2 separate regions of the Homo sapiens genome follow, and region 1 is linked to region 2. A link is a loop called in an ENCODE intact Hi-C map of the cell type or tissue named here. Cell type or tissue: PC-3. All regions are shown on one strand. Each heading gives the region's core, and the rest is flanking DNA. Links, peaks and the distances in the headings are about the cores only. Region 1 has its middle 68 kb from the start of ZNF248. Region 2 holds the start of ZNF25 (zinc finger protein 25).

Region 1 (4,401 bases), core at 330-4,329, 190 kb before region 2:
TATCTCAAAACAAAAAAAATAATAATAATAAGTAAAATACATAAATAAATAAATAAAGTATACTATAAAGTTACCAAAATCAAGACAGTGTGGCACTGGCATAAGTACGAACACATAGATAATGGAAATTAATTGAGTCCAGGAATAAACTTTTACTGCCCAGGATGCTATGTGTCACTGGTCAACTGATCTTTTTTCCTGTTTTGCTTTTGTATGTATGTTTTTCGGTTTTTGGTTTATTTATTTATTTATTTATTTTTGGTCAACTGATTTTTGACAAAAGTGCCAAGATACTTCAAGAGGAAATTAAATTTGGCATTAAAACAAATTGTATGTCCACAAATCATGTTGGGACAATTGTATATCCCCATGCCAAAAAAAAAAAATAGTAACTTAGACCTTTACCTCACACAATATATGAAAATTAAAGCAGAATGAATCAAAGACTCAGATATAAGAGCTAAAAGTATAAAATTTATAGAAGAAAATATAGAAGAAAAATCTTTGTGACCACTGGTTAGACAAAGAGTTCTTAGACAACAAAGCACAATTCATATAAAAAAAGTAAACTAGATTTCATTAAAAGTGACAGCTATTGTGATTCAAAAGATAACATTGAGACAATGAAAAGATAAGCCATATATTAGTAGAAAATATTTGCAAGTAATATTTCTGATAAGTCTCATAATTTGAATATATAAAGACTTACAACTTGGCCAGGCATGGTGGCTCAAGTCTGTAATCCCAGCACTTTGGGAGGCTGAGGCGGGCAGATCACCTGAGGTCAGGAGTTCAAGACCAGCCTGGCCAACATGGTAAAACCCCATCTCTACTAATAAAAAATTAGCCAGGTGTAGTGGTGGGTGCCTATAGTCCCAGCTACTCAGGAGGCTGAGGCAGGAGAATCGCTTGAACCCAGGAGGTGGAGGTTGCAGTGAGCCAAGATCGTGCCGCTGCACCCTATCCTGGGCAACAGTGAGACTCCATCTTAAAAAAAAAAAAAAAAAAAGAAAACATGCAAAAGACTTGAATGAGACATTTATCAAAGAAAATATACAAATGCAAGGGCCAGACACGGTGGCTCACACCTGTAATCCCAGCACTTTGGGAGGCTGAGGCAGGTGGATCACCTGAGGTCAGGAGTTCAAGACTAACCTGGTCAACATGGTGAAACCCCATCTCTACCAAGAATACAAAAATTACCCAGGCTTGGTGGCATGTGCCTGTAATCCTAGCTACTCAGGAGACTGAGGCAGGAGAATCACTTAAGCCTGGGAGGTGGAGGTTGCAGTGAGCCATGAAGCCACCACTGCACTCCAGCCTGGGTGATGGAACGAGACTCTGTCTCAAAAAATAAAGAAAATACACAAATGCAAACAAAGCAAACATCATTAGTCACTAGAGAAGTACAAATTAAACATACAATAAGATACCACTACATAATTACTAGAATAGTTATTATAAAAACAGACAATAACAAATGATGTTGAGGATATGGAGAAACTGGAACCCCTACAATATGGATGAAACTAAAACAATCATTTTGTTAAATAAAAGGAGTTAGACATACAAGACTAAATATTTATATGAATGTCTAGAAAGACTTTTTTTTTTTTTGAGACAGGGTCTCACTTTGTCTCCCAGGCTGGAGTGCAGTGGCACAACGTTGGCTCACTGCAACCTCTGCTTCCTGGGTTCAAGCGATTCTCCCACCTCAGCCTCCTAAGCAGCTGGGACTACAGGCACATGCCTCCATCCCCGGCTAAAGTTTACATTTTTGTTAGAGATGGGGTTTCATCATGTTGGCCAGGCTGAAAGACAATTTTATAGACACAGGGCAGATCAGTGATTGGCTGGGAGTTAGAGTGGGGACTGACAGCATATTGGCGTGAAGGAATGTTTTTGGGTGATATAAATGTAAAATTGGATTGTGGCGATGTTTGCACAACTCTTAAAATTTAATATATATCACTGAATTGTACACAGTGGATGAATGTTAAGTTACATAAATTATATCTCAAAAAAAAAAACTGCTAAAAAGCCAATGGAGACTGCTTTGAGCAAAAATGCCCTCTACAGAGTAATTTTTCAGACTCCATAAACTTATTGTTAGGTGGAGAGGGCAAACATTTCAGGAAGAGCTCAAAAGGTGTCTGCTGAATATCAGTATCAACTAAAATGGTGTTTTATGGTAATCTAGAAAGATAAGCCATTTTCAGAAGTGTCTTTTTTGATAACCCCTTCTCAGTGCTTTCAAGGGACAGGGCAATGAAGATCTTTTTCTCTCAGGCAAGGTAAAACATAATTATAGAACAACAGATAATTTATTAGCTTACTCATCCAAAAATGTACCCAAGTACACACAGCTGATGGCATTCAGCCTCTCTCTGGTACCTTTATTGTAAAAAAGTTTCTTCTCAGAAAATATGAACTCTATAACATCAGCTGTGTTGACTGAGAAGCCTAGAGGAACAGGATACTAGCCTGTATTCATCTCTTTACAGGTGACTAACACAGATAGGGGAAGGAGTTATATATTTCTCAATAAACAAATATTTGCTCTGGACTAGAACAAGGGAAAAATTCCTCCAGCTTAGTTTACTAAGAACACCTGAAGTTTTAGGACACTACTTCCACTCTAGTAGGAAGTGGATGAATGAACCACAAGCTTTATCTTTTCTTTCAATTGTACTTAAAACCTGCCTGGGGCCGGGCGCCATGGCTCATGCCTGTAATCCCAACACTTTGGGAGGCTGAGGTGGGCGGATCACAAGGTCAGGAGATCAAGACCATCCTGGCTAACACAGTGAAACCCCGTCTCTACTGAAAATACAAAAAAAAAAAAAAAATGAGACAGGCGCGGTGGCAGGTGCCTGCAGTCCCAACTACTCGGCAGGCTGAGGCAGGAGAATGGCGTGAACCCGGGAGGCGGAGCTTGCAGTGAGCCGAGATCGCGCCACTGCACTCCAGCCTGGGTGACAGAGCAAGACTCTGTGTCAAAAAAAAAAAAAAAAAAAAGTAACTAGGGCTGGGAATGGTGGCTCATGCCTGTAATCCAGCATTTTGGGAGGCTGAGGCTGGAAAATCGCTTGAGCCTGGGAGTTCAAGACCAGCCTGTGCAACATAGGGAGACGCTGTCTCTACAAAATAAAAAGTTAGGCCGGGCACAGTGGCTCACGCCTGTAATCAAGCACTTTAGGAGGCTGAGACGGGCAGATCACGAGGTCAAGAGATCGAGACCATCCTGGCCAACATGGTGAAACCCCGTTTCTACTAAAAATACCAAAATTAGCTGGGCGTAGTGGCGCACGCCTGTAGTCTCAGCTACTCGGGAGGCTGAGGCAGGAGAATCTCTTGAACCTGGGAGGCAGTGGTTGCAGTGAGCCGAGATGGCATCACTGCACTCCAGCCTGGCGACAGAGCGAGGCTCCGTCTCTAAATAAATAAATAAATAAATAAATAATTTTTTAAAAAAATAAAAATAAAAAATAAAAAAAGTTAGCCAAGTGTGAGTGTGCACTCCTGTAGCTCCAGCTACATGGGAGGCTGAGATAGGAACATTGCTTGAGGCCAGAAGGTCAAGGCTGCAGTGAGCCATGATTGAACAACTGCAGTCTGGCCTGGGCAAGAGACTGAGACCCCATTATCTTAAAAAAAAAAAAAAAAGTGTACTAGAAGTGTAGTTTAGCTCTGACATGACAACAGTCAAGTTCCCACCTTGGGGCTGAAAAATGGTCTATGTTTTTGTTTCTCTTATACTTTGTTATTTCTTTTTTTTTTTTTTTTTTTTTTTTTTTTTGAGACAGAGTCTCACTCTGTCTCCCAGGCTGTAGTGCAGTGGTGCGATCTGAACCTGCTTCCCGGGTTCACGCCATTCTCCTGCCTCAGCCTCCCAAGTAGCTGAGACTGCAGGCACCCGCCACCACGACCGGCTAATTTTTTTGTATTTTTAGTAGAGACGGGGTTTCACCATGTTAGCCAGGATGGTTTCAATCTCCTGACCTCGTGATCCACCTACCTCGGCCTCCCAAAGTGCTGGGATTACAGGTGTGAGCCACCGTGCCCGGCCTTTGTTATTTATTTCCACAATATGTTAATGGTCATTTATTATGCTAGATGTGAATACACTGATACAAAAATGTGAGTAAAGCCTTGGCAGTTTTAGCACACTATTACTTTCAGGTATATTCGTTTTCAGGTATACTCTTTTGTATGGGACTTTTTCTGTTTTTCATATACCAATTGAAGAGGTGGAGATTAGCTTCTGGCTTATCTGATGAACTTGAAATAGCCACCCCACAACAGGGAAGTGGGAGACAGATGGATTTCAGTGGGATGTCATTATGAAAAGCATATAACCTTCTCCAAATAATTAAAAGCAGCAACAAAAGACAAAAAGAA
Region 2 (4,401 bases), core at 333-4,332:
TCATATGCAAAAATCAAATGATAGTGGATTAAAGAGTTAAATGTATGACCTGAAACTATGAAACTACTTGAAGAAAACATTTGGAAATGCTTCAGAACATTGTTCTCGGCAAAAATTTTTTGGTAAGACCTCAAAAGCACAAGCAACAAAGGCAAAAATAGATGAATGGGATTACATCAAACGAAAAAGTTTCAGCACAGCAAAGTAAGCAATAACAGTGAAAAGACACCCAAAGAATAGGAGAAAATATTTGCAAACTACCCATCTGACAAGGAATTAATAACCAGAATATACAAGGAACTCAACAGTCAGAAAACAAAAAATTTGATTTAAAAAAATTGAGCAAATGATCTGAACAGACATTCCACAATAGAAGACATACAAATGGCCAATAGGTATACGATAAAATCTTCAACATCATTAATCATCAGACAAATGCAAATCAAAACCATAATGGGATATCATTTTACCCCTTAAAACAGCTATTATAAAAAAGGCAAAAAAATAACAAATGCTGGGATATAGAGAAAGGAGAACCCTCATACAACCTTGGTGGCAATGTAAACTAGTACAGCCACTGTGGAAAACAGTATGGAGGTTCCTCAAAAAATTGAAAACAGAATTACCATATGATCTAGCAATCTCACTGCTATATATATATCCAAAAGAAGGGAAATCCGTATATTGAAGATATCTCTGCACTCCCATTTTTATCGCAGCACTATTCACAATAGTCTAGATACAGAATCCACCTAAGTACCCATCAATGCATGAATAGATAATGAAAATTGTGGTATATATACACAATGGAATATTATTCAGACATAAAAAGAAGGAAATTTTGTCATTGCAGCAACAAAGATGGAACTGGAGGGCATTATGTTACATGAAATAAGCCAGGCACAGAAAGACAAATATCATGTTCTCACTCATACGCAGGAGCTAAGATAGTTGATCTCATGAAGATACGATGTAGAATGATGGTTACCAGAGGCTGCGAAGGGAAGTAGGGAGTGAGGAATGAAGAGAGGTTGGTTAATGGGTACAAAAATACAGTTAGGTAGAAGGATTAAGTCCTAGTGTTCAATAGCACAGTATGGTTACAAGTGTTAGCAATAATTTATTAGCTATCAGAATAGCTAGAAGATTTCGAATATTTGCAACACAAAGAAATGATAAATGAGGCGGTGGATATTGTAATTACCCCGATTTGATCATGACACATTGTATGCATATATCAAAATATCACATGTACCCCACAAATATGTACATTATGTACCAAAAAAAAAAACTAAAATAAGCAGCAAAAACCACTTCCAGCTAGCATGGTGCTTACGAAATGCCTAAGCTCAGTTATCAGCCAATGAGAGGCATTATAAGATCACCACCATAAAATGGAGGAACTGATGAACTGCAGTTTTCATCTTTAAAAAAATTTTTTGTCCCATTTCCTGTCTTTAGAAACTAGCCTCTGGGCTGGATGGGATTCCCAGCTTCTCCTGTAAAATGCAAAATTGAGGGCTCAAATTGTGGTTTCAATTTACACGTTTCACAGTCCTCTGAGAAGAGACTAAGGTTGGAGGATGCAGGAAGGCCTTAAATAATTCACCTTTTGACTCAAGTGCTCTGAAGATTCCCCAAGCATTTTTGGAAACAGAACACTACCTGGTTGAGACTGGGTTCAAGTACACCACACAGCTACGTTCTGGTGGTGCTCAAGGGGCAAATGCTGTGCTAAATACAAGTCAAGACTGGATTTTAGTGTGGCAAGGCGCATTAACTCAGAGGAAAAAGTGAGGATTTACATCCCACCTGCTAATACTGTGGGTAAACGGATTTCTCTCTCTGAATCTTTAATAGTCACATTTATTTTAATAGAGATGGTTAAGTCGAAAGGATGGTTACGATGATTAAATGAGCCAATAATGAAAACAGCATGTTTTGTAATAATAGAAGCAGCTCACCTTTATTGAGTCCTGTATCATACTTTACATCTATTACCCTATTCAGTACCCAAAGGCCCCCATCATTTGCCAGATGCGCGTCGAGCCGCACTGGGACCACCTACAGACGCTGGACCAGAGCCCACGTCCCTGCGGCTTTGGAGCGCCGCGTCTGCAGCGGCCAGCGCGCCTCACATGGCGGCTCCGGTCACGTCACACAATGCGGCTGCTCCGGGCGCCCACTGCCCAGCACCGCAGGCCTCCTCTGGCCGCCCCTCAAGCAGGTCGCGCAAACGCCATTCCGGGCAGGGGCGCCAGCGCAGCCAGCCAACCTCCCCACCAGGCGGCTCCCACCCAGGGCCCTCCGCGGAGGCCGCTCCGGGGCCAGGAGGCGGCTTCCAGGCTCGAGACCCCGCCTCCCAGGCCCTGCCCGCCCGCAAAAGCCTTCGACACACCTGCAGGGTCTCGGCCTCTGCTCCCGGCCCGCGCCGGGCCCAGGCCCCGCCCTTTGCGGCCCAGCCCAGACCCGGAGGCACCGGAGTCCTCTCCCCACCCTAGGGCGTAAGACCAAAAAAACGCCAATGCCAGAAAGAAGACACTGCACATGCGCAGAACGTTTCCCTAGCCCTACTCCAGAACTACGCTTCCCAGAAGGCCCGGCTGCGACTCCATCTTGGATGACGTCGTGAGGCGCGGCCGCCTCCAGCGGCCTGAGTGATTGCTGTCGGGTTTCCGGGAGAGGGCGCTGTCCTTGCTCAGTGATGGCCGGAGAGCTGCACCCTGCACGTCTGGGCTTGAAGACAGAAATCCACCGTGAGGTGCTCCAAGGAACACTGATGGGCAGTTTTGTTAAAGTGATTGAACTCCGTGGGTACAGGAGTACGTGGAGTAATGAAGGATAATGCCCTGTAACCGCTTCCTCTTAGGAATGCTAGCTTTCACAATTGTGCAAACGGTACGCGAAACGTAATAAACTACAAAATATGTATAAGCTAAAACAGAAAACGAGTATACCACTTCCCAAAAGCAAAAGCGCTTAATGTTAGGTGAACATCCTTCTCATGAATTTACACAAATTTTAACCTAATGGTATAGAGTATCATGACTATCATTTCACTAAGGAATATATATAGTCATCCCTCCTTATCCTGGGGGTGCATATCTATGGATTCAACTAAGCTCAGAATGAAAATACTTAAAAATTCTATCTTACTGAACATGTACAAAGTTTCCCCCTTGTCATTATACCCTAAACAATACAATAAAACTATTTACATAGTATTTACATTGTGTTAGGTGTACAATTAATCTAGACATAATTTAAAATATACAGGAGGAGGTGTGTAGGTTATGCAAATATCAGGTTATTTTCTACCAGAGACTTGAACATCCCTGGATTTGAGTAATCCAGGGAGGTCCTGGTACTAATCCCCCGCGGATACAGAGAGAGGACTTGGCTGTATATGTAAAACAAATTATATATTTCCTGGTCAATAACTTTATTACATTAAAACATGTAGAATCATCTAGAAAAAAACGTATATATTGTCATGTGTATAAACACACATATATATACATATAAAAATATGCGCACATAATACACACACACACACCACCTTTCTGGATGGGAAGTATTGAGGAAATAATTTAAAATAAAGCCTCTTGCCAACCCAGAAAATTCTCTCCACAGATGGAGAAAAGAACAAAACAGTTACATTATTGAATAAACATTAAACCAGACTGCGATGTGCGTCACAGGCAACCCACTAATGAGTTTATGAAGACAGGAAGAACTATCATTTTTTGTATTAGCCGGTCTGGTACAACGCATTCTATTTCCTCAAGGTAAAAATAACTTGTCCTCAAGTAAGATGACTGTACAGCAACATTTGCTATGCATAATTCATCTGAAATTCACCTGATAATTAGGGTAGCCATCAGTGTTAGTTAATTGCCATTATGCAAATGAAAAGTAAAGTTTCTGGTATCTCTATGACACGCAGGTAGTTAACCGCGGGTAGCCAGGAGCCTAGGAGTTTACCACAGAGGCAGGGAGATGGGGTGCAATCTTCCTTGATGCTTACATTTCAAAGACATGACCCAAGGCCATTAAGAAAGACCTTCCTGGGTTGTTAAACTAGCAAGAAGCTTATTTACTTTTTAAAAAGTTTTGCTATATCTCACAGGGACAGAGAAGGGATTTACAATTACAAGTTTTCTTAAGGAAATGCTGTAAGAAAAGAGAGGAGTAAAGGTCTTTTTCCCTTTTTGCAAGAAGGAAAATTCAGTTGTTTTATTTTTTTCTTTGAGACAGAGTCTGGCTTTGTCACCCAGACTGGGATGCAGTGGCATGATCCCGGCTCACTGCAACCTCTGCCTCCCAGGTTCAAGGAATTCTCTGCTTCAGCCTCCTGAGTAGCTGGGATTACAGTCGCCCACCACCACGCCTGGCTAATTT

What was found. Hi-C counts contacts between places; a loop is a spot of excess contacts. Peaks named below come from ENCODE experiments on the same cell type or tissue, not always from the same donor. Only the 100,000 strongest peaks of a DNase experiment are listed, where the experiment ranks them.
Region 1: a loop joins it to region 2, with 9 times the contacts of the local background. A loop is called at or near these places in 1 of 110 quality-filtered maps.

Annotation. Positions count from the first base shown.
Region 1 is chr10:37,787,273-37,791,673 of GRCh38, forward strand. It overlaps a transcript of ZNF248 not described here. Among named protein-coding and RNA genes, the nearest start is that of ZNF248, 68 kb to the right of the region's middle. In PC-3, for the core only: no CTCF peak of the experiment used is centred there; a DNase peak (open chromatin) is centred at 2,529; H3K4me3 peaks cover 715 bases; H3K27ac peaks cover 2,316 bases.
Region 2 is chr10:37,974,108-37,978,508 of GRCh38, forward strand. It overlaps ZNF25 (zinc finger protein 25), which reads right to left and starts at 2,540. Exons shown (of 6, transcript NM_145011.4): 1 at 2,399-2,540. ZNF25-DT (ZNF25 divergent transcript) reads left to right here and starts at 2,648. Exons shown (of 6, transcript XR_930830.4): 1 at 2,648-2,898. RefSeq lists enhancers at 1,424-1,513, 2,554-2,783 and a silencer at 2,104-2,513. In PC-3, for the core only: CTCF peaks have their summits at 2,679 (motif pointing right) and 2,878; a DNase peak (open chromatin) is centred at 2,564; H3K4me3 peaks cover 2,266 bases; H3K27ac peaks cover 924 bases.